Linked DNA regions of Homo sapiens: all the other regions are linked to region 4. The links are chromatin loops, found by intact Hi-C in ENCODE. Cell type or tissue: tibial artery. All regions are shown on one strand. Region 1 has its middle 170 kb from the start of CDH13. Region 2 has its middle 180 kb from the start of MPHOSPH6. Region 3 has its middle 46 kb from the start of CDH13. Region 4 has its middle 94 kb from the start of MPHOSPH6.

What was found. Peaks named below come from ENCODE experiments on the same cell type or tissue, not always from the same donor. Only the 100,000 strongest peaks of a DNase experiment are listed, where the experiment ranks them.
Region 1: a loop joins it to region 4, with 2.3 times the contacts of the local background. A loop is called at or near these places in 60 of 110 quality-filtered maps.
Region 2: a loop joins it to region 4, with 3 times the contacts of the local background. A loop is called at or near these places in 59 of 110 quality-filtered maps.
Region 3: a loop joins it to region 4, with 4 times the contacts of the local background. A loop is called at or near these places in 47 of 110 quality-filtered maps.

What each region holds. Positions count from the first base shown.
Region 1 is chr16:82,452,229-82,460,228 of GRCh38, forward strand. It overlaps the pseudogene LOC124903788. Among named protein-coding and RNA genes, the nearest start is that of CDH13, 170 kb to the right of the region's middle. In tibial artery, a CTCF peak has its summit at 4,592 (motif pointing left); no DNase peak of the experiment used is centred here.
Region 2 is chr16:82,341,344-82,349,343 of GRCh38, forward strand. No RefSeq gene overlaps it. Among named protein-coding and RNA genes, the nearest start is that of MPHOSPH6, 180 kb to the left of the region's middle. In tibial artery, a CTCF peak has its summit at 3,026; no DNase peak of the experiment used is centred here.
Region 3 is chr16:82,577,199-82,585,198 of GRCh38, forward strand. No RefSeq gene overlaps it. Among named protein-coding and RNA genes, the nearest start is that of CDH13, 46 kb to the right of the region's middle. In tibial artery, a CTCF peak has its summit at 3,241 (motif pointing left); no DNase peak of the experiment used is centred here.
Region 4 is chr16:82,260,679-82,268,678 of GRCh38, forward strand. No RefSeq gene overlaps it. Among named protein-coding and RNA genes, the nearest start is that of MPHOSPH6, 94 kb to the left of the region's middle. In tibial artery, a CTCF peak has its summit at 3,018 (motif pointing right); no DNase peak of the experiment used is centred here; H3K27ac peaks cover 1,713 bases.

The DNA of each region.
Region 1 (8,000 bases), 190 kb after region 4:
TTCTAAACACATGCCCTGACTCCACCCAGAGTGGCACCTGCACACAAAAGCAATGCCCAGGGAGTGCCAGGCCGAAATAATTTCTGCAGAGTTAAACTGGAGCATTAAGTGGCAAGTGGAATTTGACAGAGGGGAGGAGCAACCCCACTTTCTGTAAGAACATGAAAAAAAAAACCCACAGTTATTAAATAAGCTGGGGAAAGAACAAAATTACACAGGGATGAAGAAAAGTCTTTGCTTAGCGTGGCTGAAAAATACCGACCTCACAGATGGGGTAGGGTTGCGCTGGAGGTAGAGCAATGTCAGCAATAAAGAGAGAGAATAAAGGAAGGAAGTCACGGCCAGCTTGCAAAAAGTTGTCTCTGTTGTCTGTTCTGTGAAACCGCTTGCCAACAACACCGTTAAAATGTAGGTGTTGGTGTGAAGATCCAACAAGGTACATTCTCTGAGTCTGGAGCCACTTCTAAAGGAGCTAAATAAAAATGAAGCAATTAATTGAGACACATTGTATAAAAGAAATCAGTGTAATACCAGATGGAAGGAGTCATGTCTGCAATCTTAGTGGAAAGAGCATTATTTATCGAGCATTGACCTTCTAGTGTGAGCACAATGCATTCATTATCTCATTTAATTCTTACGATTACCAGCTGAGGCAGGTGCTTTCATTATCTCCATTTGACAGATCAGGAGGATTGTAGCTTAAAAGGCTTAACTCGTAAGTGGAAAGGTCAATATGTAGACCGAAGCTTTCTGAATCCAAAATCTGTGTTCCTAACCTCTATTCTGTACTGCTGGCCAAAATTAAAAATACTGAAGTGTGATACAAGGAAATTATAACTCTGATTGGATGAACTGAATACTAGGGTTTGTCTGTTCTTCAGAAGTAAGATGATGGTGTGGATTTAGGAATACGTATTATGGACTCTATTGTAAGTGACAGATTCCCGCCCTAACGTGGCTCTAAAAAAAAAAGGAGGACATGGACTCCTGTGGTCAGCTGAATAAAGGCACCCCAAAATGTCCACATCCTAATCCCCAGAACCCATGAATATCCACATCCTCATCCCCAGAATCCATGAATATCCACATCCTAATACCTGAAACCCATGAATACGTTGCCTTTTATGGCAGAAGGGGCTTTGTAGATCTGATTAAGTCAAAGATCCTGAAATGGCAGAGATGATCCTGGAATATCTGGGTGGTCTCAACATAAAGAAAAGGATCCTTATAAAGGAAACAGAGAGGTTTGGTTACAGAAGTAGGAGACAGGAGGATGGAAGCAAGAGTTTGGAGCAGTGTTAGGAAGGGCCCCGAGCCGAAGAATGTAGGTGGCCTCTAGAAGCTGGAAAAGGCAAAGCAACAGCTTTTGCCCTAGAGCTTTCAGAAGGAACACAGCCCTGCCAACATCTTGATTTTGGACTTCTGACCTCCAGAACTGTAAGAGGATACATTTGTGTTGTTTTAGGCTATCCTTACCGTTATCGTGGTAATTTTTTACGCCAGCAAAAGAGAACTAATACAACTCCTGTACCTGAAAAGCCTAGGGCAGCAATGGCTTCAGGCTTGGCTGGGTCTAGGAGCTCTAATGGGGTGGCCTTGATGCTGTCCCTCCTCATGCCTTAACTGCTTTCTTTTGCAATGGCCGTATTCACTGATGGGCTTTCGCTGGGTTGTGGCCAAGCTGAAAACAGTAGCCTCAGGCTTTTGCCTCACCACTGGAGCAATCCCAGTAGCGCAAACTGCACCCCTTTCCTAGTAATGTCTGCAAATGTCCCAGGGCTGACCTGCATGGGCCGAGCTTGTGCCCTGAATGATCACCATGATTCTGATTGGCCAGGTCTCATCATTGTGTCTCAAGGTAAGCGGGGGATCAGCCCTACCTGAACCTCAGTGACTCTTAAGGTAGAATGGTGCTTTGCAAAGGAAAATCCAGCTGGGCATGCAAAAACAGCAGATGCCTACCAGAGGGTGTGAGGCAGGAGCACTGAGACTTGGATTCTTGCAGGTTCTAAGGGAAGCCAGAGAGACAGAATAGAGGTTTCTGTCTCACCAGCAGAGACAGTGAACAAAACCAAAAAACCGTTCCCCTCCATCCTTTTGTGGTTCCTAAGTGTGATGATTGGGTTTTCATACTCATGTGTGAAATGTACCTCCCTCAAGCCTTGTTATGATGTGGCGGGCACATTACCCTTACCCATCTGATGAAAAGAAAAGGAAAAACAAAAACTTGGAAATCAGTTATAGGCAGCGGTTATGGGGTGAATTCAAGGTCTTGTTGCGATCTGATGGAGAAAGACAGGTGTGAAAAGGACAGGAAAATAAAAAGGAAGGATCCCTTGCTTGCTGGATGGGAGAAACAAGAGGACCATGAGAATGATCCCTTTGGATAAATGTGACCTGATGACACCTCCAGACCCTGAGCTCCTTCCTGGGGTAGGCCTGGCTGTTTGCCGAGAACAGACTCTGCAGAGCAGTCTTTGCACCCCAGCGGAGCTCAGTCTGCTCTGTGAGTCTCTGCATACTACTGGAAACCCCGACGGAGAGTCCCAGCCTTTGGAATTCCCTCACTGAGGCCGAGATTGAGCAGTGCTCACCTTCTAGGCCACCACCCTTCACCCTTGACATTCACCTTCAAAAGTGAGCTAAGAGGCAGATGATATGGCGGCACTGTGGCAGGTACACCCCAGAGCCAGTCCATCTAGAGTATTGTTCCATGTAGCTCACAGAGGGAGCCTCAAGTTTCTACTTCTTTTATTCTTGCCCCCAAGTAAGGGCATCTCTGTTTTGGTGCTTATAACTGAACAGGATGGACACTTTGGCCCCCGGTTCTAAAACCCAGTCGCGTTTTCCTGATCCTTTAGAAGTATGAGTCAGATCATGCCATCCTGTGTTCACAGATATCTGATAGTTCTTTAGTCCTCTGAGTCAAGGCCAAGTCCTAATAAGGTTTACTTCATCTCACATCAGGGTGCCCTCTGTTGACTGACACCCTCACCTGTTAGTCTTACCTTCAGGTGATACACAACAGCCACCCTGGTCTTATTTATTTAATTTATTGTCTGTCTGTTCCTGCTTCCTACTATCAGACAACCTTTGTGAGGCCAGGAATTTTTGTCTGTCTTTCTTATTGCCATGTTCTAAGCATCTAGAGGAATACCTGCATGTGTTAGGTGCTCAGTAAGCATAGACTGAGTTGAGGTGATGAATTAACTCAGGCATGTGTGCATGCATGCATTTCACCATCACTTACCAAGTGTGTGCAAAGCACCAGCTAATGAACTAGAAGCTGCATTCAGCAAGACAAACTCCACATGGTCTCTGCTCTTGAATAGCTCCTGCTCTAGAGGAGAGAATGGCAATCCCATGTGATAATTACTAAAAGGTTGGATAAGCCCAGGGTACTCAGGGGACATGGGGAAGACAGGAGCGCACCAGGGCCAAGATTCCTTCCTGCTTCTGTATACATAATTGCATCTCAAGCCTCTCTCAAGCCTTGTTTTGATGTGGCAGGCACATTACCCTTACCCATCTGATGAAAAGAAAAGGAAAAACAAAAACTTGGAAATCAATTACAGGCAGCGGTTATGGGGAATCTAACACGTAATTGCGATTTTATTGTTTATGTCCCGTTAGAACCATCTCTAGGTGTACACGCTCCCTTTCTGAGCAAATGCATTCTAAATCCAATAGGTTTCCCTGCTGCCATGTTGAGTTCTAACTCATGGGTAGTTAAATCCCAGAATACTGATGTTTGCTGGTGGAAAATTGCCGTTTCCTCTCCTTGCTGAGAGGAGGTGGAAAACCAGAGAGCATTAATATTAAGTAAAAGGTGATATTGAGTAAACGGTGGAGAGGCATACTAGGTGCTTCTAAGCCCAATCCCCACAGGTAGCTCGTGCTGGGTGGCAGAGAGCGAGTGTGCTCCCCACTCTGGAACTGACACTTACTCTCGTCTGTGCCAGGCTCGTCCCACAGCTATTTGGATGGCCACTTTCTTCTGATTATTCAAGCCTCAATTTTAACATAAGCTCCTTAGAGAGGCAGTCCCTGACCACCTTATCTAAAATTGTTGCCCTCCACATCATCCTTGTCATTTTCCTCATATCACTAACTATAATCTGAATACATCCTGCTTCCTGTCTTTCTCTTTTATTTAAAGCTAAGTTCTATATGGACAGCAGCTATTTCTGTCTTCCTCACTGTTGTGTCCTCAATACACATAGTAGGTGTTCAAAAAATATTCATGAATAAACAGACAGCAAATAGAGGGGATACTTGAGATACAGTATCTAAACTGTTGGAATTTGTAGAACTAGAAGACGCCACTTTTGGCTGTTTTTTTTTTTTTTCTTTTCTTTTCTTCTTTTTTTTTTTTGCACCTGAGGAAGGAAGCAGCTTAATTGAAGCCACCCCAGCAGAAGAATCCACACCACAGTCCCACCTCAGGTGGACACACCATCTACTACTCTTGCTGGGGAGAGCTCCAAGCTCCTGGGTCGCGGTGGAGGTGGGTGGCATGCCTTGAGAGCCACTTGGAGCCACCGCCTCCTGACTGAGGCAGTGCCCTCTTGTGGCAGCTCTGTGATATACACACAGTCCTTCCAGGCTCCCCAGAGTTTCCTGATAGTTTATGAGACACACCCTTCTCTTTGCACCATTCAGCTCCTTCTAGAGGCTTATTACAGATTCCACTGGGACCAAAATTGACAAACGCCAAAACCACTATGAATTCCAGGAATGACCTTAAGCAGTGTTTGATAGTTCTGTTAGAGCCAGCAACTCATTTTGAATACTAAATTACCACTACAGCCTTGCAGTTCCAGTGCATACCAGAATTTCCAGCCCTTCTCATGTGTATTGCTTCCAAGAACTGCTCCAAGATTTTAGCCCTGTGTTCTTTTATAAAGTTTACTTTTTTATTGAGCTATAACCTTCACAAAGTAAAATGCATACATGTTCAGTGTACAGCTTAATGACATTTTTTTTTGCTATTAGTTTTGCCTGTTCTTGTACTTCATGTAAATATCATCATTCAGAACTTTTCTTGTGTGTCTATCTAAACATTTCAAGTCAATATTTTGTCTATGATATTCAGTGGCTTATTCTTTTCCATTGCTGTGCACTTACTAGGTGACAATTTCAGACAATAGTATGAGCACACTGCAATTTATTCATTCTACATTTAAGACATTATTTAGCTTGTTACCAGTTTTTGTGAATAACTGAACATTTTCATACATATATTTTTGTAGACTATTCATATAACCAGGAGAGGAATTGCTAACATATTTTAGCCTTGATAAATACTACCAAACATTTTTCCAAAGTAGTGTATCAATTTACACTCCCACCTGCGTTGAATGAGTTCCTCCACGTCTTCATCAATACTTGGTATCATTGGTCCTTTAAAATTTAGCCATTCTAGTATGTCATTGTGCTTTTACTTTGCATTTCCCTGATGACTAATGAATTTGGCACATTTTCTTATGTTTATCGAACCTTGCATTTTGAATAACTACACATTTATTGACCAGAGCATGTACTCCCCTGAAGTTTGTAGACTGCCTTTGGACCTGTCCTTTTTTTAATGAAACTTTCTCTATGTTTCCCATGGGTTGTAGTCATCACTATCCATATATGAATGTAGACTAGAAACCTTAAATCTGTCTTTCCTTCGCCACTGTGCTCAAGAAGTCACAAAGTCCTATGGACCCAGAAATATCTCCTGAATGTGTTTGCTTCTCTTCATTCCCATTGTGATCACCTTAGTTCAATTTTATCATCTCTTGTCCTTACTAGCAGGAGAATGTCACTCTCCACATTCCCTTACTTGAAGAATGGGTTCCATTTTTCTGAGAATGTTTTCTTCTTTGAATCCACAGGCAACACAACTAGAGAGAGAAATAAGAATCATGACTACTAACATCTTTAGAATGTTTAGTGTCTTTCACGACTTTTACAAGTTTATTATATGCATTATCTTTGAAGTAGGTACTCTTTTTTTTTTTATACCCCCATGCCATCAGCCACTGCCTCGCTACCTGCTGATGGCAGCTGTAGGCACCCAGCTCTCTGCATTCTAGGGGTGCACACACCAGGAAGCTAATGTGGGCCCTGGATTTCTTTTTTTTTAAATATACTCTAAGTTCTAGGGTACATGTGCACAATGTGCAGGTTTGTTACATATGTATACATGCGCCATGTTGGTGTGCTGCACCCATTAAATCATCATTTACGAAGTAGGTACTCCTATCATCCCCCTTCCCCAGTTTCAGATAAGGACATTGAACTATAGAGGTTAAGAAACCACAACAAGTAAGCTACATGGTTGAGCTGGAGTTCAAAACCAGAGTCTGTCTTCAGAACCAACTGCTTTACCACTCTATGATATTTGCCGGTGGTACTTGATTGAAAGTTACAAGCTCATATTTAATTAACAGATTTCATTTTTCTACATAATTGTGGTTTGGAGATTTATAGTTATGCCGCTGGGAATGAGGCGGATTTGACAGCTGCCATCTTGGCTAGAGAAATAATCTCTGCATTTGGAAACATGGCGGTATCAAGGCCAGTATTGCAGGTTTGAGCCTCTTCCTAGCCAGTTAGCTTCCACGGAGGAAAACAATTAGTGAGGACTATGAATCACAGGAGAAACTGGACAAAGAGTGAGGGTGGATCCCTATAAACCATCTTCACCACTGCAGGTGCTGCTGACGATAGGGCTTCTGTGGTTTATAACCAAGGGGGACAGGTCCTGCTGGAGCCAGCAGCCTCAAGAGCAGGTGAAGCAGTAACAAGCACTGTTCCTCTGTTGCAAGTTTCAAGTGGGTCTTGAGGAAGTCAAAACCGTGACAGCCCCCAGGATTAATCCCACCAGGGATACAATGCAAAAACTAAGATCCACTGGGCAATTACAGTGTGCCAAGCACTAGGCTGAGTGTTTTATGGCCACAAGCTTATTTAAAAATCACAATAACCTTATGAGAGAGCTACTGTTGTTATACAGTAGCCAGCCGTTATCCAGGGGAGATTCATTCCAAGACCCTTAGTGGATGCCTGAAACCAAGGATAGAACCGAACCCTATACATACATATTTCTTTCTATACATACACACATATAATAAAGTTTAATTTACAAATTAGGCACAGTAAGAGATTAACAACAACCCATACTAAAATGGAATAATTATAACAATATGCTGTAATGAAAGTTTTGTGAATGTGGCCTCTCTCTCTCAACATCTATTTTACTGTATTCCTGCTTCTACTTATAATCTGTCCGTTTCATAATCAGTGTGACTACTAAGTGACTAATGGCCAACAACATGGACAGTGCGGCTACGCTGGACACAGGGGAGATTCACATCCTGGGCAGGATGGAGTGGGATGGCAGGAGATTTCACCATGTTATTCAGAATGGTGCGTAACTTAAAACTTACGAATTACTTGTTTCTGGAATTTTTATTTAATCATTTTGCACTGTGGTTGACTGCATGTAACTGAAACTGCAGAAAGTGAAACCACAAATAAAGGGAGACTGCTGCACCCATTTTGCAGATGGGACCTCGGAGACCTAGAGAGGTTAAGTAACAAGTGCTAGGCCAGTGCTTCTCAAATATTAAGGAGTTTATAAATCCCCTGGGGACCTGGTGGAAATGCGGATACTGACCTGGCAGGGCTGAACTGAGATTCTGCGTTTCTAATAAACTCCCAGGGGATGCTACTGCTGCTCGTTGAGGTGCCACACCAGTAACAAGGCCCCGCTCCTACAGCTGATAAGTGGTAGAGCTGAGATTCTCTTACAGGCGCTAGGGGTCCCGGGCTTTCTCTCTCCATCACCCTGCTCTATTGTTTCCTGTAGCAGCTGTGACAACCTCATTTAGATCACGTTCACAGGTCAGGCCCTGGTAAGCGTTCTTGTGACCTTGCATTAAGGCTCCACAGTGCTCCCCCTCCCTCTCTTTGCTCCAGACCCACCAGTCACCTTGCCATTCCACTTG
Region 2 (8,000 bases), 81 kb after region 4:
TCCAAGCACCTATTTTAGAGCTCCCCAGCTGATTCTGTTGTGCAGCCAGGGTTGAAAACCACTGTTCTAAGAGTCATGTTTTATATCTGTCAGAATAGGTTACATTCTGCTGCAGTAACAAATAGTTCGTGGATCTCATTGACTTAATGCGATGAAGGGTGATTTCTTGCACTTGCTACATATGCTCAGTGGGTGGGATGAGTGCTCTGCTCTACATTTCCTGTCTCTAACACCCATGCTGATGGGGCTTACTGTCTGGAGCATTATCTATTGCCATTGCAGGGAAGAAACATGCCGTCTCTAACGTCTTTCTTTTGGATGTAACATACTTCACTTCTACACATGTTATTAGCCCAAGTTATTGCCATGTCTGTGGTTAGCAGAGACCCGGAGATCTTCAGCTGACACACAGCTTGGCTCAGGCACATGTCTGAAGGTTTCTATCCTGAAAGACAAGGTCAAGGCCAGATGGCAGGACATTGTTTTGCTGTCCTTCAGCCTAACACATGATCCAAGGAGTTCTGTTGTCTTCTCTTGTGACACAAAGCTCAGTCCACGGCCCTCTAGGACAGGGCAGTTCTGATGGTGACATTTCACTAGGTAAGAAGGTGTTTGTTTGTAGCAAAGCGTTCCATCAGAAAATTCCCTTACTGAGAGCCAAGAAGGAGCTGAGAGATGCTCCCATTTTCACTTGCAAGATGAAAGCAGTATCCATTGAAGAAGGTGGAATATGCAAGACACACAGGAATGTGTATGGGCAAAATCTCGAAGTTTAGAAAGCTGGGCATACCCTCAATTTGCCCTTGACTCTTCACAATAAAATCTAGGAGCTGAATGAATAAAAAATATCCAAATTTTATAGAATGTAAAAAGTGATCTGAATCTCGAGTAATAATAAGAGATTAGTCACCTGTTCTAAACTGACAGCCCCTGATGTCATGGTTTCCAGTGTTTTTCAAATCACCCAGGATATTGTTGAACATACAGATTCCTGGCACCACCTCTAGGGATCCTGATGCAGTTGGTTGAGAGTGGGTTCTGGACATGTCACTGAGTTCCCCAGGTGATGTTGTGGTGGTCTATGGGACCACCCTTTCTGTTCTCTTGGAGACAGCCAGGGAGGCAGTGATCAGAGAACCAGCCCGGTGTGAGAGCTTCACTACCCACTTGCTCTTATGATGGCTGCCTCCAGAGCTGGGAAACTCACTGTTCTGGTTGTCAGCTATCCCCAAACAATGATGAAATCATGGTTATTTGAACCCTCCCCATCACAAATGATCATTACCCAGTTGTCATCCGTTATGCTTTGGTGAGGGTTCTTTTCTTTCTCTGAAAACTCAAAAATAGACCAGTGTATTAGTCAGGGTTCTCTAGACAGAGGGAGCTAATAGGATACATGTATATAATAAAGGGAGTTTATTAAGGGGAATTGACTCACATGATCACAAGGCAAAGTTCACAATAGGCCGTCTGCAAGTTGAGGAGCAGGGAAGCCAGTGGTGGATCTGCCTGAGTCCAAAAACCTCAAAAGTAGGGAGGCTCACAGTGCAGCCTTCAGTCTGTGGCCAAAGGCCTGAGAGCCCCTGACAAACTGCTGGTGTAAGTCCAAGAGTCCACAAGCTGAAGAACTTAGAGTCTGACGTTGAAGCGCAGGAAGCATCCAGCATGGGAGAAAGATGAAGGCAGGAAAACTCAGCAAGTCAAGTCCTTCCATGCTCTTCTGCCTGTTTTGTTATAGCTGCGCTGGCAGTTGATTAGACGGTACCCACCCAGAATGAGGGTGGGTCTTCGTCTCCCAGTCCACGACTCAAATGTTAATCTCCTTTGGCAAACCGTCCCAGACACACACCCAGGAACAATCCTTTGCATCCTTCAATCTAATCAAGTTGATATTCAGTATTAACCATCACAACTAGGGAAGAACATTAGCAATCACCTGGTCCAACACCTTGATTTTATGGACCAGGAAGCTTAGTCCTAGAAAAAACATGGTCATGTTGCAGAAGAATTCAGTGGCAGGATTGGAAGAGGACCCGAACAGTCCACATCAATGCTGCCTGCAGGAGAAACCAGGCAAAGGGGTGAAGAGGTGCTTTTCTGTCATCTTTGGGACAGCAGGCAGGGCAGTTTTAAGTGGTTTTGTTCAGCCTCTCCACAGAATGCATGAGAAAATGGGCTCAGTTCTAGCAGAAGTCCTAGCAGTAGCAGGGTAATGTCTAGCAGAGTAACCCTGGGCAAGTCACTTAGCCTCTCTGACTCAATTTGTAAATTGAGATAATGATAGTGCCTATTTCATTTTTGTGAAAATTAAATGAGCATGTGTAACATGCTTAGAAAAGTATATGGCAAGTAGCTATCATTTATCACATGTTCATGATTGTCAATATTATTATTGTTATCATTGCAATAAGTTTCCTAATGTTAGCCTGATTAAAAGATACAATAAGGGATAAGAGGATTTCACAATCTTTGTCTGCAGGCAGCTTTAAGAATTAGACTGGCATTTGTCTAGGTTGATTATATTATTCATCTTCTTTGGATGGAGGGTCTTGGTCTAATTGAACATTAGTTTTCATTTTTCCATAAATCATTTAAAAATAATCTAAACCGTAAGACAGCAAGGAAACTGCCTAATGGTGAGGGAAACAAAAATCAGACAAGCTTTTCTAGCATGCTACATCTACCCTAGGTGACTTCCCTGATGGGTACATCAATGATAGAGGGACAGAGGTTAAGCCACATCGATTTGAAAGCTGATATTGGACCCTTGCAATGAGCTCTCTGAGCATCCACATCTTGGACAGCCCTGAAGGTAGACGTGCATCCAGGAAATAGTAGTGGCTGCCCTGTGTTTGTGTTCAGAGCCTGGTGCTAGGTGGTATTTGTTAATAGGAGAGGAAACACCTGGGGTCACATCAAGGAAAAGACGGACAGGGGTAGATTGGTAGCTGAAGAGGTGGCCATCCTTTCTCAGAGCTACCGTGTTCAATTCAGGGATGCCTTGGTAATTCTGCCCCCTGCCTTCCACCAGGAGTGTGTGCAGCTCTGTGCCTGTGTCCAGCACACCCTATGTGCTAAAGTTTCCTAACCTTAGCGGGGGTATGAACTGTTTGCCCAGGAATGAATGGAGATGTGATGTGAACTATATTTTGTCCCAAACAAGAAGAGAAATCTCAGCACAAGAGAAACAAATTATCTCACAAATAAGTGAATCTATTCTAGTAATTGAGCAGAACTCCAAGAGAAAATCTTCACGATCTTACTGGAAAGCTTTTTACAAAGAATAAGTGTAAGATTGCCAGTAGAGAATGCCAATCTGTGGAGATGCCCAGCCCCTATGTTGGCCTGTCCATCATGGTTAGCTCTGATTGGGACTGTGCCGAAAAGAAGGGTAAGCAGGTACAGATGACAAGAGTCCAAGGCCTGTGACTTGGGGACAATAAGCATTATAATTGCATACAATTACTGAGCACTCACTCTGTCCCAGACATATTTTATATACATCAATTCATTTGATGCTCATGTTAGGTAGCTGCTGTTACTGGCCAGGATTTCAAAGTAGCTACTCCTATTGTCCTCATTTTTCTGATGAGAGAATGAAGTACAGAAAGGCCAAGCAACTTGCCTACCTTCTTACAAGCAGGATGTGGCAGAGGATAAGCTCGGGAAGTCTGACTTAAAAATCCACCCTTTTTTACAATGCAGCTAAGTGATGATATAAGCAAACATGGAAAGATACTGAAACAACTAATAAGGGCCACCCATGCACCTGTAGTCAAGGCCTTGGCTAGGAGAAGCAGAAACTCCAACTAGAAAAGGGAAAGGAGATAGATTAATACAAAGAGAAGTGAAGTTTCTGCAGGTCCAGGGAAGGGAGTATAGCTGAGCCTTGGGGAAACTGGAATGCTCTTTCTCTCTCAGCCCCTCTGAGATCATAGGTTCTAGCTCGTGGAGCTGACTTCTGCTTCCTATCTCTGCTGTATTCTAGTCACAGGCCAGCTCTCTCAATCTCTTCAGTCTGTCCCTTGCACCATTGTCTGGTATGGGACTGTGGTTTGCAGTGGGATCCATTGTGTCCTGATTCTAAAGACCTCTTAGCCCCAGAGTCCCCCACCTACTGACTGCATGCTAGCTCCTACGTCAAGAAGGAGCATCTGATTGGCTCAACCAGACCTATCCATTGGCTTCCCTTGAGTAGGGCAAGCATTGTCATTGAAATTCCCCTGGAATCAGCAAAGAGTTAGGGGTAGCAAAGGGGATGTCTGAGAACAGAGTTTCCTAAACATTTTTTTTTTTTTTTTAATTCAGAGATTCCCTTCAGCAGTCTGGTGAAGGCCAGGGACATCTTCTCAGCATCACGCTTTTAAATAAAAAATAATGTTGGATTACAAAGGCAGCCAATTCTATTAAATTACAATTATTAGAATATTAAACAAAATTTGTGCTGTGTTTTTAAATTAACATATTGCTGAGATCTAGCAGCAAGTCTCATAACAACTACAATTTTGAAGAACTGGTGAATGTAAAAGATATTTTGAGATAACTGCAAAACTTGTGTGATAGAAAAGTATGAGTTGCATTGGTGACAAAGTCACAGGCACTGTTAGTACAACTGTCGTTTGTGGCCTATATTTATTATTAAGGGAAATGCTAATTTTCAATTTGAAGATGTTGAAAATGAGGCTGCAAAATTCTTTCCCATCCACGTTCATAGAATCCTAAATTCTATTCATAGACTCTCTTACCCTGTTGCAGTATTTCTCAAAGCATGGAGCCACCTACATAAACAAGGCATGGGAAGTGGAGAGGAGTGGCACCATGAAGGCTTCTCTTTGAGAATGCAGATTCCTCAGTTGTCCCGCGCTAGGTATGCTGACATCTGACCTGAGAGAAAGAAACTGGAAACTGACATAGCAAACTCATTTTTATTGTGTTCCTGATGCAAATCTTACATATGCTAAATTTTGAAAAACATCAATGTAAAGTAGAAACTTTAAAGCCTCTGAGCATTACTCTGTCTAGCCATCAAGTGGGGTTGGAGTCTGAACCAATGCAGTCATATAAAAAGAAAATGTTTCAAATGCAAGCATAGGTTTTGAAATGCTTAGAAATAACCTAGTGATGCTGAATGCAGGCAAATTCAAATGTTTTTTTCAAAGATACCTTGTGGTTCATTTAAGAGGAGAGCTTCAGAGTACATCTGCAACAGGTGGAGGCTGATTGGATTAGGTAATGCCCAAGAGCAAACGCTTTTCTGAGTCAATTCTGAAGCCTGTTGCCTACTGGAGTGAGGACCCTTGTTCATTTGCATGACCAACTGGAGGCCAAAGCAAAGGATGATGCATTCTACGGGGTTAAAGGGGGAAGGAATGAGCAGTTGCAGCCCCAGTGCATCAGGAAAGAAGAGGCTGAGCATTATTACTTCTCTCTGGGACGCAGGACCTTCCAGACTGTGACCGGAAGCAAAGTGCAGGCCAAGAGCAGCTGGCCTCCTGGTAGGCAGAATGAGCTCATAGCTGTTGGTTGAAGACACGTGAAGTCTGCAGAGGTGAACTAATAGCGAGAAGGACAGAGAGGAGGAGCAGGGTGAAGCAGGAATACCAGCCAAGAACAAGGGCAGCTGATGCACCCAGGATAGAGAGAACACTCCTCGGCTTCTTGCTAAAGGAGAATACTTTCCTTATTCTTGTGGTTTTCCATCTCAGGATACTGTGGAACTTCCTGATTGGGACTCAGGCTGCTTCAGTGATGTCTTGATGTAGGACCTGTCTTCTGGCCACAGGTGATTTCACACCTGCCATGATGGGTAGGGAGCATCTTGGGGAAGCAGAGGTTTAATAGGTAGGCAAATTGCCCAGCAGTCAAGTTTTCTCTTCATGCTAGTAGCAGCACATCATAGCGGTTGACGATATGGGCTCAAGGGCTTGTGCTGGAATCCCAGCTTTGTCATTTATCAGCTGGGTCACCTTGGACAGGTACTAATCTCTCTGTGCTATCATTTTCCCACTTGTAAAGCAGATATAATAGAACTTCCGCATGAGAATGTTAAGAAACGTGAGCTAAGTCACCCATGTAAAATGTTCAGGATTGGTGCCTGGTAAATAGTGAGTTCATTCTCTCTTTCCTGCTCCCTCTCCCACTTTTCCCTTTCTCTCTCTCTCTCTACATATATATATGTGTGTGTGTATATATATATACACACACACACACACACACACATATATACATATATATATGTTTGTTTTGTTAAATAAAGAAATGTTGACGTGTCAATCACATCATTATGTCAATTATGTCAATCCATTTGATGAATGATTCCTTTGGTGCTATACTCAGTCATGGACAGAGTTATGGAGTTAGGTGGACCTGGGATTTGAGTTCTTTGCTATGCCATATTCTATTAACTTTGTAACCTTGGGTTTGATCTTGGCTTTTTTGCTTATGAGTTCTTTGACTTTGGGCAGACTAGTTGGCCTCTCTGAACTGAATTCCCTCAATTATAAATGTGACTAAAATATCTTACTTCTATAATAATAGTGTCTGATACATAGTACGTATAAAACAAACATTAATCCTTTCCCTTTACTTCCCAAGTCACCTCCTTAGGTTGGGCCATGTCAGAACTTATTCCAGATTCATCCAGCATTGGAGAGCAAATTTGGTGTTGGATACTGCCACAGGCCCTACTATACAGAAATGAAAAGAGCCTATTCCTCCTCCCAGGGGTCTTGTGGTTTAGTTCTCTGTAACTTGCAAAATGCTGTAAAAATGAAGAACATTATGTAATAATTCTTAGGAAGCAAACTTGCTGCTCAAGTAGCTTGGAACAATGTTTCCCAAACTTCACTGTGCACACCAATCACTTGGAGATCTTGGTAAAATGCAGAGTCCAGTGCAGAAGGTCTGGGGAGGGGACTGATATCACATTTCTAACAAGCTTCCAGGCAATGCCCTGCTGCTGGTCCATGGACCATGGACTGCACTTTGAGTAGTCAGGGCTTGGAGTATAGCTTAGGAGACAAAGCAAACCCACAGGAATCTAATCCCTTGCTCTAAGCTCTTGCTTCCTGTTTTTGTTTGAAGGGCTAGATTCCCATGAGCATTCAGGCCTGAGATGCTTGCTTTACAAATCTTTCTGCTTCTGCATGGTCAAAATTCCTTTAGTCCTGTCTTGTAGGCCTGTGGTAATTTTCTTGGACAGTGTAGGTGACTAATGGAGAAATTGATCCAGATGTTCCCTGGAGAATACCAAGAAGCTGCCCCAAAGATCCATAGTTGCAGGTTGTGCTTCTAGACCACAGAGGACTTTGGAGAGTTGGAAGGGACAATTGTAAGGTCATCTGGCCTAGCAACTACCCCACTGAGCTTAGTGTCACTGGATTCCCATCAAGGACTTAAACCTTGGCTACGGGCTCATCTTTTAATTCCCTTCTTTGAATCTGAAATCAGTCCAATTGTCAATAGAATGGTGCAGGGTTTGGGTTTGCTTCCAGGTGACTTTTAATCTATATATGTTTGGTAAAACTATATTTGGAAAGAAAATCATTGAGGAACTGATAAATGGAAAGACTGTGAATGAGTAGAAGTGTAAAATGATAACGGGGTCTCCAATTTGCATTTAAAAGAAAATGTCTAAGCCTCAGCTCTCATGATGACGATGGTAATAATTGTAGCTTCTGTTGTTTGAGTATTTATTCTGTGCCAGGCCTGTGCCAGGAGCTTTACATATATTATGTAATTTAATACTAGGGAGATAGGTGCTTTTATTTTAAAGATGAGGAAATTCAGAAGCTAAACTAGATTAAGTGTTTTGCCCAAGGTCACACAGCTGGCAAGTAGCAGAAGTGAAATTTGAACTAAAGCAGTTTAGCTCCCGAATATTTGCTCCTAAACTGTACTCCTGCCTCTTACTAGTCTAACATCCCATGTCCTGCCGAGAATCTCATCCAGCCTCTCCATCTACCACGCCAGGAACAGGCATTTACTAACTCTCATGGAAG
Region 3 (8,000 bases), 320 kb after region 4:
AACTTCCAGTCAGGGAGACAGACAACAAATATGTGCAAATAAATGTGAAGCAAAGCACAGCGTATTAAGTAAACAGGGAGCAAAAGAGAGGCTCTATTTCACATAGTCAGGGAAGGCATCTCCAAGGAAGTGACATTTGCACGTAGACATCTGAGTGATGGGAGGTAGGGCACCCCCAGGAACAGGCCCAGCTTCTTCGTCCCTCTAGGAGCTCCTCCATTCTCACAGACACATACTAATTGAATTTTCACATTTTCCGCTCTGTTCTTCCCTGCCTCCAAGGAGAACCTTAATTATGCTATTGAATATCTGGATTCCCATTGAGCTTCAGTAGTGAACTCAGCATTGTATCTTTCTCATCCTTTCCACCTGTCCTTCACTGCAGCTCCCTGACCTGGCTCTGCAAAACCCATGCTCTGCTCATTTCTTAAAGAATACAATTTTGAAAGGTGTGTTTTTCTTTGTCCCTATGCCCGTTATCCTTTTAAGTGTGTTCATTTTGTCATTCATTCATTTGGTCATTCTCTTATTCATTTGCTCAACACGTTATTTTGTTAGTGACCCCTTTGCTCTGGGTATTGTATTGGTGTGATCGTACTGGTCTTTCCTTAGAGGGTAAGGGATGTCTTCTCAAGGGACTGGGAAGAACACCCTACAGGTGTTGACTTCTTCGTCTCCAATGAGATCTTAGTGATGTGTCCATACACAAACACACTTTTCATGCTCAGCAGGCAGGTAGCTCTACTACAGCCCTCCTGCAGTGAGGAGGAAGCTTCTTCCTTCAACTTGGTTTCTCAGACTCTTTGCAGTTTTTCATTGTACAATGTGGGCATGAGAAACCACATTGCTACCAAAAGGACCTTTCCTCAGGTAGTGAAGTATCTTAAAATGAAACCTAATTATCATCACAGCACATGCCAGTGTTATTTTCTTAAAATGAATGGAGATAAGGAAGAGCAATTGATGGGGAAGGAGAAAGGGACCGCCCTGACCCTAGTTCTGGGTATCTCAGAAGGGTGTTCCTGGAGGTTGGCTTCCATTTCTTTCCTGAGAAGTGCAGGAATAAGGGCATGAAGTAAAATTTAACAGACTGAGGGGCTGGTGTGTTGCCTACCTTTGTGTGTGTTGGAGGGCATTTATGCTGTTATGAATGAAAGGGTAGTACATATGGTGTGTATTTCAAAAATTGTGCCTTTCCATCCATGCCTTTCATCAGTGCAGTTAGTAAAAATTTCCCCAGGATTTTTGTCATTTTTTTTTTCTGCAAGGGCCAGCTGCAGTCTGTTGTTTGTATCTTCAGGATTATTTCATAAAAATTTGGGAAGAGGCAGTCACAGCAGGCCCAGGTGTGTTGTCTCTATGTTCACCCAGAAGTGTCCGTAAAGGAAAAAACTCTAACAGAGTTCTTAAAATGGAATATGCTGTCTCCATGAGATCATATTTCCCATCTACGAAGGTGGTCAGGCATGAGCTGGGTCATCATTTGGCTGTGTGCTGAAGTAGTGATTCCAGATGTCTTGAGTCAGGCATAATAAGTTGGTTTTACCTTGTGTGCCCAGCCTGATGGATTGTTCCTGGCTGTTTGGGCTCAGTAGGATGAATGTCATGATCCATTAACAAGGTCTGTCCTGGATATGGAGAGTGGGGAGGATGGGGGCACACACACCATGTATTTGTCATCCCTAGGAAGGGAACTGAACTAGAGAATTGCAATGCACTGTGAACAATGAGAGTACCAAGATGAGTGGTCTCTGTATCTTCATCTAAATACTTCATGGGAACGTGATTAGCGATATTAGCCCGAGCAGTGCTTCAGGAAGGTCCAGAAATTAGGTGTAGTAGGAGCTCCAAAATAGACTATTTTAGAGGTGGGAGGATTGTAAGTTCACATTGGTGATATCTCTAGAAAGTCGATCACCTAGGAAGTCTGTTTCTTTCATTGGTGCCACTTGCTTGTCATTGAGTTTGTTGGTTTGTTGGTTGATTAATGTGTATTTTCATCATTTATTGAGCATTTACTATGTGCCATGTTCTGTGCTAGATTTTCAAGATAGAGATGGATCAAATGATGAACAACTCCTAACTTTATGCCTTCCAGAGTAATTGGGCCACTTGAAGGTATCTGCCTTGGACCTTAATTGATTTCGCTTGTCTAACATTTAGCCTTCTTCCTTTTCTTTTCTGGAAAAAAGCCCCTATATTTATTTCAGGAAATTTCTACCATTTTATGAAGCTCTTGTAGACAGCAGAATGCACACACTGTCCACCCTTTACTCCCACCCACTACAGGAGTGGGCACAGGGTCCAAGCTAGGCCGGTCACAGGACAAAGGCTGTGTCCAAAGGGATTGGCCATTATGGTGACGGTGTGGTCCTGGTTTCTGTACTTCTCTCAAGTCCCCTTTAGCTCAGTGAGTTACCAGTTTCCTCCAACTAAACCCCCTTGATTTTCTAAGCATGGCCTGACTTGGCTTCTGTGACTAGCAACCTCAAAACCCTGATTGGTTCCACACCTTTAGGTTGGTGTTAAGGTTAAAACTCTCGGGCCACAGTCAGATTTTCATAATCTGGAGGCTGTTTAACCTCTGACATAGCCATCTACTTCCTAACCCACAACTTTTGTCAAAACAAGTTGAGGAGCTGGCTAGTGGAGGAAGACAGATTACAGCAGGGTTTAAGTATCCTTGCCTTTCCTAACTTCTGAAGCACAGATGTAACAACACTGAATTCACTTCACCTTCCATTCCTGCTAGTGGTTAAGGAGGTGATGTTTTCTTCTCACGTTACGGAAAAGATATCTTTGGGGAGGTATAGCACAGAGTTTGCAAGCATGGACTTTGGCATCTGAAGTTGGCTTAGATTCCAGTTCTGCCACTTATGAGTTGGTAACTAGGGGCAAGGCACTTGACCTCTTTGGGTATCAGTTTTCTCAGTTATAAAATGGAGATAATAAACAGTCCCTACTCAGACAGAGTTGTAGATAAATAAGATAATGCATGCAAGGCATTTAGCCCCATGAAGTTGGACTGCAGTGATCTATTTAACGTGGATTTGTGTGTGTGTGTTCTTTAGATCCTAAAAACTTGAAGTTCCACTCAAGAGTCAGTTTTACCCTGTAGCCTTTTTTAAGATGCTTGTTAATATTTGAATTTGAGAACAAGAGAGACTGAAGGTGAAAACGATAATCCTATGACCTTCCCCACCCAAACGCCACACACAAGCCTATTCTAAACCCGTCTTTCTTCCTTAAGTGTGCCAATTACTTCAGAGTGTATTAATAGTGCCCTCTGCTGCCCAGAGCACCGCAGCTTAATGGGATCTCCTGGGGCAGATGAGCTGGGATGTAGGTCTGAGCTTTTGGTGCTTCCATCTCTGCCTGTCACCCTCAGACATATTCTCCTTCCAGTTCACAGCTCCATTTTCTCGCCTGCATTTCTAGCTAAGCTCTGAGTCATCGATCTCAACCTTTAATTCAAGTTTGTGCCTGGATCTGAACCAAACCATAGATAGATACTCATAAAGGTTGTGCAGATGAGAATGTGTGGTTGTTCTGCTTTTGATCAGCAGCAGGCTGAGATTGCTTCCAGGATAACGGGAGCCAAGTCTATTTTCTTAGGTTACAATGAAGGACTCAAGTCCTGCCTGGAGCTGGCTGAGTGATGAACTAAATTGGAGAAATGTGCCATGTGGCTCGCCGTGTTGATTAGTTGAGTTCACTTGAGTCCCCTTTTTGCAGCCAAGTGCATTCGTAACTTCCATAGCATGGTACTATAAATCTGCTGACTATTTCTGTGGTGGTTACTATTCCAGTTTGAAGAGAGGGGTGTGGAGAAACAGTAGTGAAAGCAGGAGTAAAGACTTCTGACAGATTGAGGCTCCACTTCAAACCATCTCATTTAGACCTCATACTTTTAGTGTCATTATAATAACTCCTCTAGCAAGACTGCAACATGGAGAAGTTGGTGATGAAATGATAAGTACCCAGAAAATCCTTGTACACCATGCCTGCAGAGTTCAGGCTAGACTCAGGGAGATGGTGAGATAATTCTTTGTCTTCTGCAATGGACTGTGTGCTTTGTGCATCCTGGCAAGTGGTTGGGATGGATTTGCCCCGAGCCAGTCACACTCTCTTTGCTTCCATTGTGACCACTGTCAGTTAGGTAGGTGCCTAGGATGGTATAATATGAGTCTCCTTAGTCAAAAGTCGAATTAATTTTTACCACATCAGAACTGGAGATCTTGGCATCCCAAAGTCATATATACCAAACACCTGAGCTAACCATCCAAGTTAAAAAGAAATGCCAAATCCATGATACTGTACATACTTTTCATTCCCATAATGTTATGTTTACTTCCACATAGCTACACGATATATTATAACACAGTAGGTATGAACATGAGCTCTGGAATCAGACAAACTGGATTTGAATCCCAGGTTTGAATCAGTTGCCTTCCCTTGCTTCCTCTTGATATTCTTATTGCCATAGCAGGAATACTCTGTCTATCCAACAGAGTTATTATAAGAATTCAAGCTGTGGCCAGGGACAGTGGCTCATGCCTGTAATTCCAGCACTTTGGGAGGCTGAGTCAGGTGGATCACTTGAGGTCAGGAGTTCGAGACCAGCCTAGCCAACGTAGTGAAACCCCATCTCTGCTAAAAAAATACAGACATTAGCCAGGTATAGTGGTGCATGCCTATAGTCCCAGTCATCGCAGCTACTTGGGAGGCTAAGATGGGAGAATCGCTTGAACCCGGGAGGTGGAGGGTGCAGTTTGAACCAAGATCATGCCACTGCACTCCAACCTGGGCAACAGAGTGAGACTCTGTCTCAATAATAATAATAATAATAATAATAAAAGTTGGTAACGCACACAGGCACTTTGCACAGGTAATGCACACAGGTCCTTTACACGATGCCTGGCAGAAACAATGTTAGCTGCTATATGTGATGCTGTCCTGGTAGAAAGGAGCTAGTTCACCCATTTCAGAAAAGGAAATAAGCAATGAGTCCGGAGAGCAGAGCTGAGTCACTCTCCTCTACTGCTGCCCCTCAAAAAGTTGTTCACCTGTACATTACTTGTTAGTCTTCAAGAATTTCCACATCTCATGTCATTATGCAAGTATCCAATCAGTATTTCCCAGACATGGAGATTTTTTAGCTCTATATATGTCTACATTGCAGATCAGTTTTAAGGATTAAATACAATATTGTGTGTGGGCACTTACACATATATAACTCTGGAGAACTTAAATAGAATTGTCAACTTATGCCAATTAAGGACATTCAAAGACAAACACCACACCACCATCTACTCTCTCCACTATTTCATAGAAGAATCTAAAATTACATGCAGTGTTGTGGATTTTTCATTTCTTTTTAACATGAGTGGTTAGCTCAGGTGTTTGAGATACATGCTTCCGGGATGCCAGGATCCTCAGTTCTATGTGAAAGAAGATAATTAGATTTTTTTCACTTAAGGGACACAGGCTGTGCCATCCGGGTACCTACCTAACTGACATTGGTTGCAATGATAATAGCATATCAAGAGTGTGTGACTGGAACACCAGAAAAAGATCAGCCTGCATGCTGAATAAATTTAGCTCTATGTCAGAACTAGAAATGTTGTCCATTTGCTGAGGATGGACAAAAATTTGATCTCTAACCAGATCTTGAGAATTGTTGGTATAGACCGTAGGAAACTGTCACCTTTCAGAACAATCCAAGGCTCCCAGCGACCTCCTCTGAGTGAATAGGATAGGAGGGTGAAGACAGACCCCTCAGGGCTCCTGTTCTGAAGATCATCCCAGACCAACAAGCTTTTCAGAGTGTTCAAGGATCAGGGAGCATGTGTGGTGGGATAGAGATGCATGAACTTGAGCCAAGCAATTCAAAGTGATTTGAAGAGAAATCCCGAGGCTTATGTGTCCTTCACTGTGGTGAGTAAGCAAGTGGCGCGCTGTCCCTGGAGACCAGCACCGATCAGTCATTGCACACCCTGAAGTGTGCTGAGGATCTCTCAGACTTGCCAAGGCTGACATGAGTCTGGTCTTAAGTGGAAAGGACATACCAGCCTCTGGGAAGAGGTGAGCTCTGGCAGAGAACGGTGAGGGAGGTGGGGGTCAGCTGCATCTCTAACCTTCTGTTTCTTTAGAGGGCGAGAGAGATAGGTGGCTTCCAAACAGAAAGGCCTGTGCACATCAGCGTGACAGCAGCCGGCTGGAGAGATGGGGTGCAGCCTGCCAGATTCAAAGGGGTGGCTCTCCCACCCCCCTTTGAATATAATTATCATTCCACTTGGAGATCTAGAAGGAATAAAACTAGGCCCTTGATCCACTGTCTAATGGATTGTGTGACTATCAAGAAACTGTGGCAGCCTGTGGAACGAGACAGACATGATCTGACTCCTGAAAGAACCACGTGTGAGTCATGTAGCCTGGGAGGGTTCACTTAATTACATAATGACCTGTCTCCATCCTCTTCATCTCTTACTGTCCTGTCCAGCACTGTCCAGCTTCTGACAGTTTCACCCGGGGAAATTTTGTGCAGTGTCTTCAGCATTCAGAAGCCATGAATATTAAGGAAGGTATGACTAGTTGAAGATATCAGTGAGGAGTGGGAAAGAAAACAAAAAGAATGACAATAGGGCCTTACTAATAAGGATCATAATTTTAAACCAGCCGCTATCCACATGTGGTGATGGAGCTGCTGAAATGAGGCCAGTGTGGCTGGTGTGTCCTGAGATGTGCTGCAAATGTAAAGTCCCCACTTGATTACAAACACTTAGGATGAAAAAAATGAATGTAACATATTTCATTAATAATTTCCTGCATGGATTACGTCTTGACATGTTGAAATAATAATATTTTGGATATATTGGGTTAGATAAAATTCATTTTTAAAGTTGATCTCCTCTGTTTGTTTTTATTTTCTTTTCATGTGACCATTAGAAAATTTAAGTTGTATGTGCAACACACATAATTGCAAGATGTTTATTATTCCATTAGGCAGTGCTGGTCTACAGACTTAGGAGTGGTAGAAGGGGATAAGGAGAAAAGGTCATGACAAGGAGAACCCTACTATTTGCCAGACGCTAGGCCCCTGCCCTGTGAGCCTCTTGGCAGCCCAAGTTGGGAACTACTGTATTTATTTTACTGTTTTACCGGTGAAGCTTCTGGAGAAGAAACTGTTTGCTCAGAGCCCAACATTGAATAAATGCTAAGTGATGATTCAAATTTGGGTGTTTGGACTCAGCAGTTCAATGTCTTAACTATTAATTATTGCCTTTGCCATAATTGGAGATGCTCAATAATGTATGCCTTGCCAAGTGATTTTGAGGATTAAATGCAATGTTGTAGGTGAACACTTAGCTTAATAAGAGCCTCGTAAGTAAGGATGGCTGCTATTAATGTAAAAATAATAATAATGAGGAGGAGAAAGTGGAGGAGATGGAGAAGAAGAAGAAGTAGGGAGGAAAAGAAGGGGAGGAGTAGAAGTGGGGAGGAGGAGAAAGAGGAGACAAGTTATTGCCATCACCAGCAATACGTGCCAGGTGCTATCTTGGGCACTTTACGTACATTATGTAATTTAATGCTCACAGCAAGCCTAGCCAATACTCACCCGCCCTTTCTGCCTCTAATTTTTTCTGGTATGAGCGTAGCAAAGTCCGCCTGACACTTGAATATTTACTTCCACTTCACGACTCTTCATCGTGGTCTGTTGGGTGCGTAGGAAGCTTCAGATGGCAAAGGGAGGTGCTGGCAGGGACTGGCAGCAAATGAGCAAACTACAGAGATGAGAGGGTGGGACAGAGCCTGCGTTTTGTAAGGGAAGAGTGGCTGCCCTAATTTTAGCTTCTGATTCACCCAAGGAAATTTTGAGCAGTGTCCCTAGCATCCAGAAACTGCGAATACTAAGGAAGGTCTGACCAGCGGCTGAAGATATCAGTGAGGAGTGGGAAAGAAAACAAGAAGAACGACAATGATACCTTACTAATAAGGAT
Region 4 (8,000 bases):
TGCCTTTTGCCTTCTGCCATGATTGTAAGTCCTCTCCAGCCACATGGAACTGTAAATCCATTAAACCTCTTTTTCTTTATAAATGACCTAGTCTCAGGTATGTCTTTATCAGCAGCATGAAAATGGACTAATACAACCATGTTTCCCAGGCTGGTCTTGAACTCCTGGGCTCAAGTGATCCACCCACCTCGGCCTCCCAAAGTGGGTGGATTATAGGTATGATCTATCACACCAGGCCCTACAGGCCCTTTTTATTTTCACATTAACAGGTTCTGGGGTTTAGGATGTAGACGTATCTTTTTAGAGACCACCATTTAACCCCATTACATTAGGGAAGTCTCCTTGGATGCAATAAACAGTTTGTCTAAATCCTGAAGCAATTAGCTAGGTGAAAGGGTAGAGGAAATTATTCCAAAAGGAGGGAGGAGCATGTGCAAAGGTCCTGTTGAAAGAGACTCTGCAGCCATTCATGCATACCATGAGACTTCTGGAGTACAGGGGGAGTGTGTGTAGCATATCGTGGAGTGAGGAAAGGGAGATGTTTTGGGCTAGGGAGGTATGCAAGGCCCATATTCCAGACAGCCTGGGATGACATGATAAAGAGATTGGAGAAACTACTAAAGAATTTTAAACAGGGAGGCAATATGAGCCAATTGGCATTTAGAAAGATCACTTTGGACAATTTGTGGAGGATGGGGTGCAGCAAGTCCAGTGGTGGCGAAGCTAGTTAGCAAAACTTTTGCTCAGTAAATGTGCATTGGCTTGAATCCTCCCTCTCCTTATTTCACAGATTCTATTTTCTTACATTAGCGTGTGATTTTTGCTGGGCTGTTGGATGCTATTTAACATGCTAAGCCAATCTACTTACTTGTAATGCTCATCACTAATAGGAAACAAGATGCTGGCCTCACAAGGTAAACTGGCCTCACTCAGTTGACAAAGTCCCTTGCACTGATGATCAAAGATTGTAAATGGATTAAACAGGTTGACGGTGTCAGTTCCAATTTTTTGAGCTACCAAATCATCTTGTCAACAATTAGCATCTACAAAATATGAAGACGGATACATCACTGTTTCAGAAAAGACTGAGGAATTCTGGGTGTTGCTCTGGATATGACACAGATTTCTCCCTTACCACTGCTTTGTAGTGGCTGCTGAAATTAAGGCTTGAATGCTTTAAGAATACCTATTGAACCTCCTCTAGGTGTCAAGGATATCCAGGATTTAGCAGAGAACCAAACAGCCTGTGCCTTCGAAGAGCTCACAGTCTAGAAAGGGGTGGTGGTACTTCTGTGCTAGAGAAGAGAGGGGGGTTCTGTATATTTCCTAAATGCCCCACCAGAGGGGCTAAAGGGGGAAGGTTGCAGAGTCCTCTGTTTTGGCTTCATGCTGCAGTGCCTGACTCTGCCTTGAAGGTGTCTTGTTCAGTGGTGGGATCACTCTGCTTGTTGGTGACAACCTGGGTATAGAGATGCCTTCTGAGTACATTCCTTAGATGTCCTCCCTGTGCTCCCACTCCCCTGTCCACTCTTTGGGGGTTAGCATCATCACTGTCCATGCCCTCCAATGGGATTAGCTCCCTTCCTGACCCCAGGGATCTCTTACAGCATGGAAGTGCATTTCTCCAGGTCCATTTATTCATCTGTTCATCCTGCAAACATGTACTGGCCGCTGACTGCTTATAATGTCCGGTGCCAGCGCTTGGGATTAATATAGACACAAATTAGACATGAGTCTTGCCTTTAAGATGCTTAACATTCATGTCACCCACTTAAAGCAAGGGTGGACTGTGGGAGGGCTAGTGATAAGCAGGGTGAGATTTCACTGGCAAGAGGCACTGATGCCATTGGAAGGGGCTGGGTTTGTGGGTGTGAGAGTGGTGGGAAATGTAGGGCAGGAAGAGAAAATGGTGAAGCTGCCCTTTGAAGGGTTTGACTAGGTGAGGATGGGTCAGATTCACCCTGACACACCTGGCCAGGGCTGATCCTAGTCTGGAATTAGATGTCTGGGTTCAGAACCCATGCTATCTGTGAGACCATGTGCAAAGGTCCTCACCAGCTAGGCCCCATTACCTCATCTGTGAAATGAGATACACATAGTTCTTCCTTCCTGGTGATTCCCTGGAGATTTGGCCAGCTTCGTATGATGCTTTGGGCACAACCCCCAGCATGGCATCAACTCTTGATCAGTACCAGCTAGCTGCCATTGCTGTTAGCCAATCCGGGGAGAGAAGGGACTTTTCTGACACTGCGAGCTTGGAACAGGCGTCTAGTACCATATATTTAGGAGACTGGAAGGGAAAACTTGACCATTTCTTTGAGTTGTAAACTTGCCTGGTAGCAAGGAGGAGAAAAAGGTGAGCAAGTCCCATGTCTAAAACCCTATTAAAGGCTCTTTATTTTTTCCTGGCTCTAGGGCTGCGTTTTCTACCTGTTGTTATGAAAACATGGCCTAAAATATCTCTAGCCAAGCAGTCCAGAGCCCATGGGAACTGTCAAAACTGGGATTGGAGCATAAATATGAAATGACACGAAGCTTCATGTTCTGTTATTAAACTTCACAGCTAGAATTTTTGAAAGCAAATTATCTTGTAGAAATATTCTTGTTACGTTAAACTGGAAATGAAAATAACTTATTTATTTGCTTAGATCAAATTGTTGCATGCAAAGTTAGGCTGTGTTGTTTTTCCACTGCCAAATGCTTTGACGCATTCCTTTAACCAAACAGTTTAAATGTGAATATTAGTTAAGATGCATCAACCACAGTGGGTTGTCAGCCTCCTAAGGATTGTATCCTTTCAAATGGGTCAATGAATAGAGATTTAAAATAGAAGTCAGATACTTTAATGTTTTTCGCATTCAACCAAGAGAACAATTTGCTTGCAGATAGTAGGGGTATGTTATATGTGATTGATAAATGAGCTTATTTACGGCAATTTGGGCATCCCCTGTATGTGCCGTAGTTTTCAGAAGCACGAGCAGGTGTTATCAGGGCTTGGGATGCACCTTCATGGCCACCAGATGTCACTGTTGAGTCACAGAAGCACAGCCATAGGGGCTGAGAATCTTTGGTGGGGAGGACGTTTAGGAAAACTTTACCTTGCCAAACAGCTCATTCTTTATTTTAAATATCTGCCAAGCCCAGGATCCCAGGGCAAGCTTAGCTGAAGTCAGGAGAGTGCTTTAGAGTATGGAACAAAATTAGGGAAATAGGAAAAAAATGCAGTATTTGCTCTTTCTGTCTTTTGGAGATTCTCCTTGTCGCTCAATCACACTTGTACGCCTGCTCTCTCCCCATTCCCAGCCCAGAGCTAAGCAGTAAATGCACTGAATTGGTTAGACCCTTGCAAAATCGCAGAACACCAGAGCTGGCAGGGCTCACAGGCGTCAGCTAGCACAATGTCTCAACTCAAGTGCAGGGGCGCCAATAGGAGGAGGAGTTGTTCAAAGTCTCTGTTAGCTTTAGGCTGAGGATCTCTCATAAGGATATTAAATAAAGGTATAGCACAGCGGTTCTTAAAAGTGTGGTCCCTGGACCAGCAGAACTAGTATCACACGGGAACTTGTTAGAAATGCACATTCTTGGCCTGCACCCCAGATCTACTGAATCAGAAAGGCTGGGTTGGGGTTTAGCAATCTGTCCTTTAACAAGCCCTCCAGAGGATTCTGATTTGACAGAGGGAAAAGCTCTACTGATAATACGGGTAGGAGAGCTTCAGTTCCTACTTCCGGGTGCCATCAGCATCTCTCCAGGCTCTGGGCTCTGAAGATTATGGTTAATTCACAGCTTCTCATTGGAGCTTGACCTCATCTACACATTCCCTGGGAAAAGTGTCTCCCTTCTAGACATGACTATATTGGGTTGAGGTATCAAGATACTTCTCTTCTATGCTCCCCATTTTTTCCCGGCTCCACCTTCCAGCCATGGAATACAGTTGACTTAGGATGCTCCCTGGTAGCTCCCTTTTGGGCAGGAGCAGCTGGAGCCCTAGTCAACCCTTTCCCCTCCTCTGCTCCCTTATCCCCCTTATACTTCTTCCCCTGTGTCTCGCACTTTTCTATTTCAGGAGGGAGAGCTTAGTGCTATTGAGAATCTACCACGTGCCATGTGTTTCCACATGTTCTTGGAGCTCTCACAACAAACCATGGAAAAGAGAGTTTGACCGTCGCCACTTTTTTTTTTTTTTTTTTTTTTTTTTTCCAGGCCGGGAAACGGCCAAGGTCGCACTGGCAAGGACTTGTGTGCACAGGGAAATTTCAATGGTCCTCCTTCAAGTTAATGGGGCTTTACTTTCCTCCCAGGCTCTCTCTGCATTTTTAATGAGACTGCAAGTCCCAAGAGGGAAGCCAAGTAAGCATTTCAGATTCCTCTGCCTGGATCTGAGGGCAGAGACTTCTAGGGGGTTGGGAGGTAGAAGAAGGGAATCCCTGTGATTCCCCACAAGGTGCGTTCCCAAGAAAGAGTGCCTCTTCTGTGCTTGGAAAATGGTTAGATCCTGAGCGTGGTCTCCCACAGAAAGAAGTATTCCTTAGCTTTCGACATCACTTATGTTGTCATTTTCCAGCTACTTTTAGGACTGCCCATTTCCTATATTATGTGTTCTTCTAAGGTTTAACCTCAAGTTAGTGTAATCAAAGATTTTTTTCTGCTACATCAGGTTAGATTGGCTTTGCAAATTCTGGCATCCTCCTGTTTCCTCTTGTTTGAATATATGTTAAAAAAAAAACCATAAAAACAACAAAACAAAATAACAAAAAAAAACTATTTATCTTATTTTGGTACTCTAGTTTTTAGGAAAGGCCTGATCCTAATCATGTTTGGATGCACACTAGGAAAATACTACTTAACCTTTTTCTTGCCTTTTTAATGTCTGCTGTTCCTTTTCTTGTAGCAAGTGATACAGAGGAATTGCAGTGAAGTTACCATGAAGATAAAGGTAAACCCACACAAATGACCTCCAGCATCTTCTGTCTTTAGCTTTTCCTTCCTAGCCGACACATCTTTTGAGTTTTAGAACATTTACGTTGTTTTATACTCCATCTCATTTTGAGGCTTTCCTCTTTCTTTCCAGGCTAGTTCTTTGTGATATAAGACTTAATTCTGCTTTTTTGTTTCTGATTGAGAATTTCATTTCCTTTTATGCTTAGGCGTTTGCTCAGCCTAACTTACCAGTGTGGTTTATTCTGCTGAGAAAAACTGAGAACTCATGAGAATGCTGTTCTTCTTTCCTTTTCTTTCTCAGTATTCAAGCGTGGGCTTGGGAGTCAGGCATTCCTGGGTTCAGATCTTGGCTTTTCTTCTTACTAGGTTGTGTAAACTTAGATGAGTAACTTCATCTCTGTCAGTCTCAGACAAACTGAGCCAGGCTCAGACATGCAGATTCAGATCACTGGGCCACCAGGTCCTAGTGATGCCCCAGAGAGGCTGCTGGGCTTTGTTGTGGGTGACCTAAAGAGGTGCAAACCCAAAAGTATCTGAGACAGGTCTCAATCCACTTAGAATGTTTATTTTGCCAAGATTAAGGACACACCCATGACACGGCCTCAGGAGGTCCTGCTGACATGTGGCCAAGGTGGTCAGGACACAGCTTGGTTTTATACATTTTATGGAGACGTGAGACATCAATCAAGTACATTTAAGATATACATTGGTTCGATCTAGAAGGGTGGGACACCTTGAAGTGGAGGTGGAGGAGAGGGTTCCAGGTTATAGGTAGATTTTAAAATTTCCAGATTGACAATTGGTTGGAAGAGTTATTATCAATAGAAAAGGAATATCTGGGTTACATAAGAGGTTGTGGAGAGCAAAGTTTTCTCATGTACATGAAGCCTCCAGGTAGCAGGCTTCAGAGAGAACAGATTGTAAATGTTTCTTATCAGACTTAAGGTCTATGTTGATGTTAAATAATGGTCGGTTTTTCCTGAATTCCAAAAGGGAGGAGGGCATCATGAGGCCTGCCCCATCCCCACTACCCCCACTTGCCGTCATTGCCTGGACCAGTTTTTCAGGTTAACTTTGGAGCACCCTGGCCTAGAGGAGGGTGTCAATTCAGATGGTTGAGGGGGGCTTAGAATTTTATTTTTGGTTTACAGAGGGTGGGCTCGGCCCTTCTCCAGGAAGCTGGCATCTGAGAGGTTGAGGGCCATGGCCCTAGGGTGCATTTGAAGGGATGGTAACCATGTGCAGAAACACTGCCTCTTTAGTGTCAGATTCTTCCTGGACCTAGCCATTTTCTTCCTTTCTAGTTCTCCATCATGGATCCCATTAAGTCCCCATCCTCCCCAGCCCCCTCTCTATCTATTTCTCCCCCCAGCAGTTGCTTAAATGTGGTACCCTGATGGGCAGGAAAGCAATTGATTAGACTTGAGGTGACTTGAGTTGTGTTCAGCAAAAATCCTCACTCTTTTGACTGACTTCAAGTGGCGTCATGACAAAATCAACCTGAAAAGACATAATTAATACCCTATACCCTTTTATTCCAAGTTCCTTTCGGTTGGAAAGTACTGCCAGCTAAAATCATTGTGGTGAGTCTTGCCTTTCTTCTCACCAGCCTGTACATTTGAATGGAGTTAGGGACTGTAGCGTGTTTATCTCTCTATTATTCCCCATTCTGAGTATAGTGATAGATGCTCAGTAAATATTGATTGATTGGCTGATTAATGGAAAGACTTGGGCTCTAGACTCAGCTTATATGATCTTGGACAAGTCACTTAACTTCCTCTGAGTCCATTTTTCCATTTGTAAGAGGTTGATAATTAATTACACCTGAGTCTTAGGTCACACTCTCCAGGAGTAGCTATTACATGTGGCTTCAGGTTTGAGTGGCTTATTAAGGAAGTGGTGGAATGGGGGTAGTAAGGAAAGGGGAGGAAGCAGAGCAAGGGTGTGATCTCAGGAAAAGTCCTGCAGGGGCCAGCTCCAGCCTTCCAGCGTGATCCCACAGGGGAACTCTGGAGGCAGCTCTAGAGTTGTTTTCTTCTCCTTCTCCTTCTCCTTCTCCTTCTTCTCCTTCTCCTTCTTCTCCTTCTCCTTCTTCTCCTTCTCCTTCTCCCTCTCCCTCTCCCTCCTCTTCGTCTTCTTCTTCCTCTTCCTCCTCTTCCTCTTCTTCTTCCTCTTCCTCTTCTTCCTCTTCCTCTTATTCTTCCTCTTCCTCCTCTTCCTCTTCTTCTTCCTCTTCCTCTTCTTCTTACTCTTCTTCTTCCTCTTCCTCCTCTTCCTCTTCTTCTTCCTCTTCCTCCTCTTCTTCTTCTTCTTCTTCCTCTTCCTCCTCTTCCTCTTCTTCCTCCTCTTCCTCCTCTTCTTTTTTGTTTAGAGATAGCATCTTGCTCTGTTGCTCAGGCTGGAGTGCAGTGACATGATCACAGTTCACTGCAACCTCAAACTCCTGGGCTCAAAGGATTCTCCTGCCTCAGCCTCCTGAGTAGTTAGGACTACAGGTGTGTGCCATCACACTGGCTAATTTTTTAAAAAATTTTTTATGGAGATGGAGTCTTGTTATGTTGCCAAGGCTAGTTTTCAACTCCTGTCCTCAAGTGATTCTCTGGCCCCTGCCTACCAAAATGCTGGGATTACAGGCATGAGCCACCAATGTCTGGCCAACCTTTCATGCTCCTGCATTTCAGTCACTGGCTAGGACTGAGGGCAGGATAAGGGAATGTAAATTCCCAGAAACTTCTAGTGCTATACCCATTTGGGCAAAGTGTTCTCTAATAGCCCAAGGGAAGTTCTCCAAAATAGAGCTGCAGTTTGGAAATGAAAGCACACCAAAGTCTGAGTGTAAAAGTAAAAAAGGAATTGGGTGGGACACTGACATTATCCTCAACATCCTACTCATCTACATTTCTGAAGAGTTACTGGAATCAGACAAGAAATACGTGGAAACACTTGTAAACTGTCATGTTCCATTCCAAAGTAAATGGTGGCTTTTTTTTTTGTTATTTGTTTATTTTTTGAGACAGGGTCTCACTCCTATTACCCAGGCTGGAGTGCACAGGTGTGAT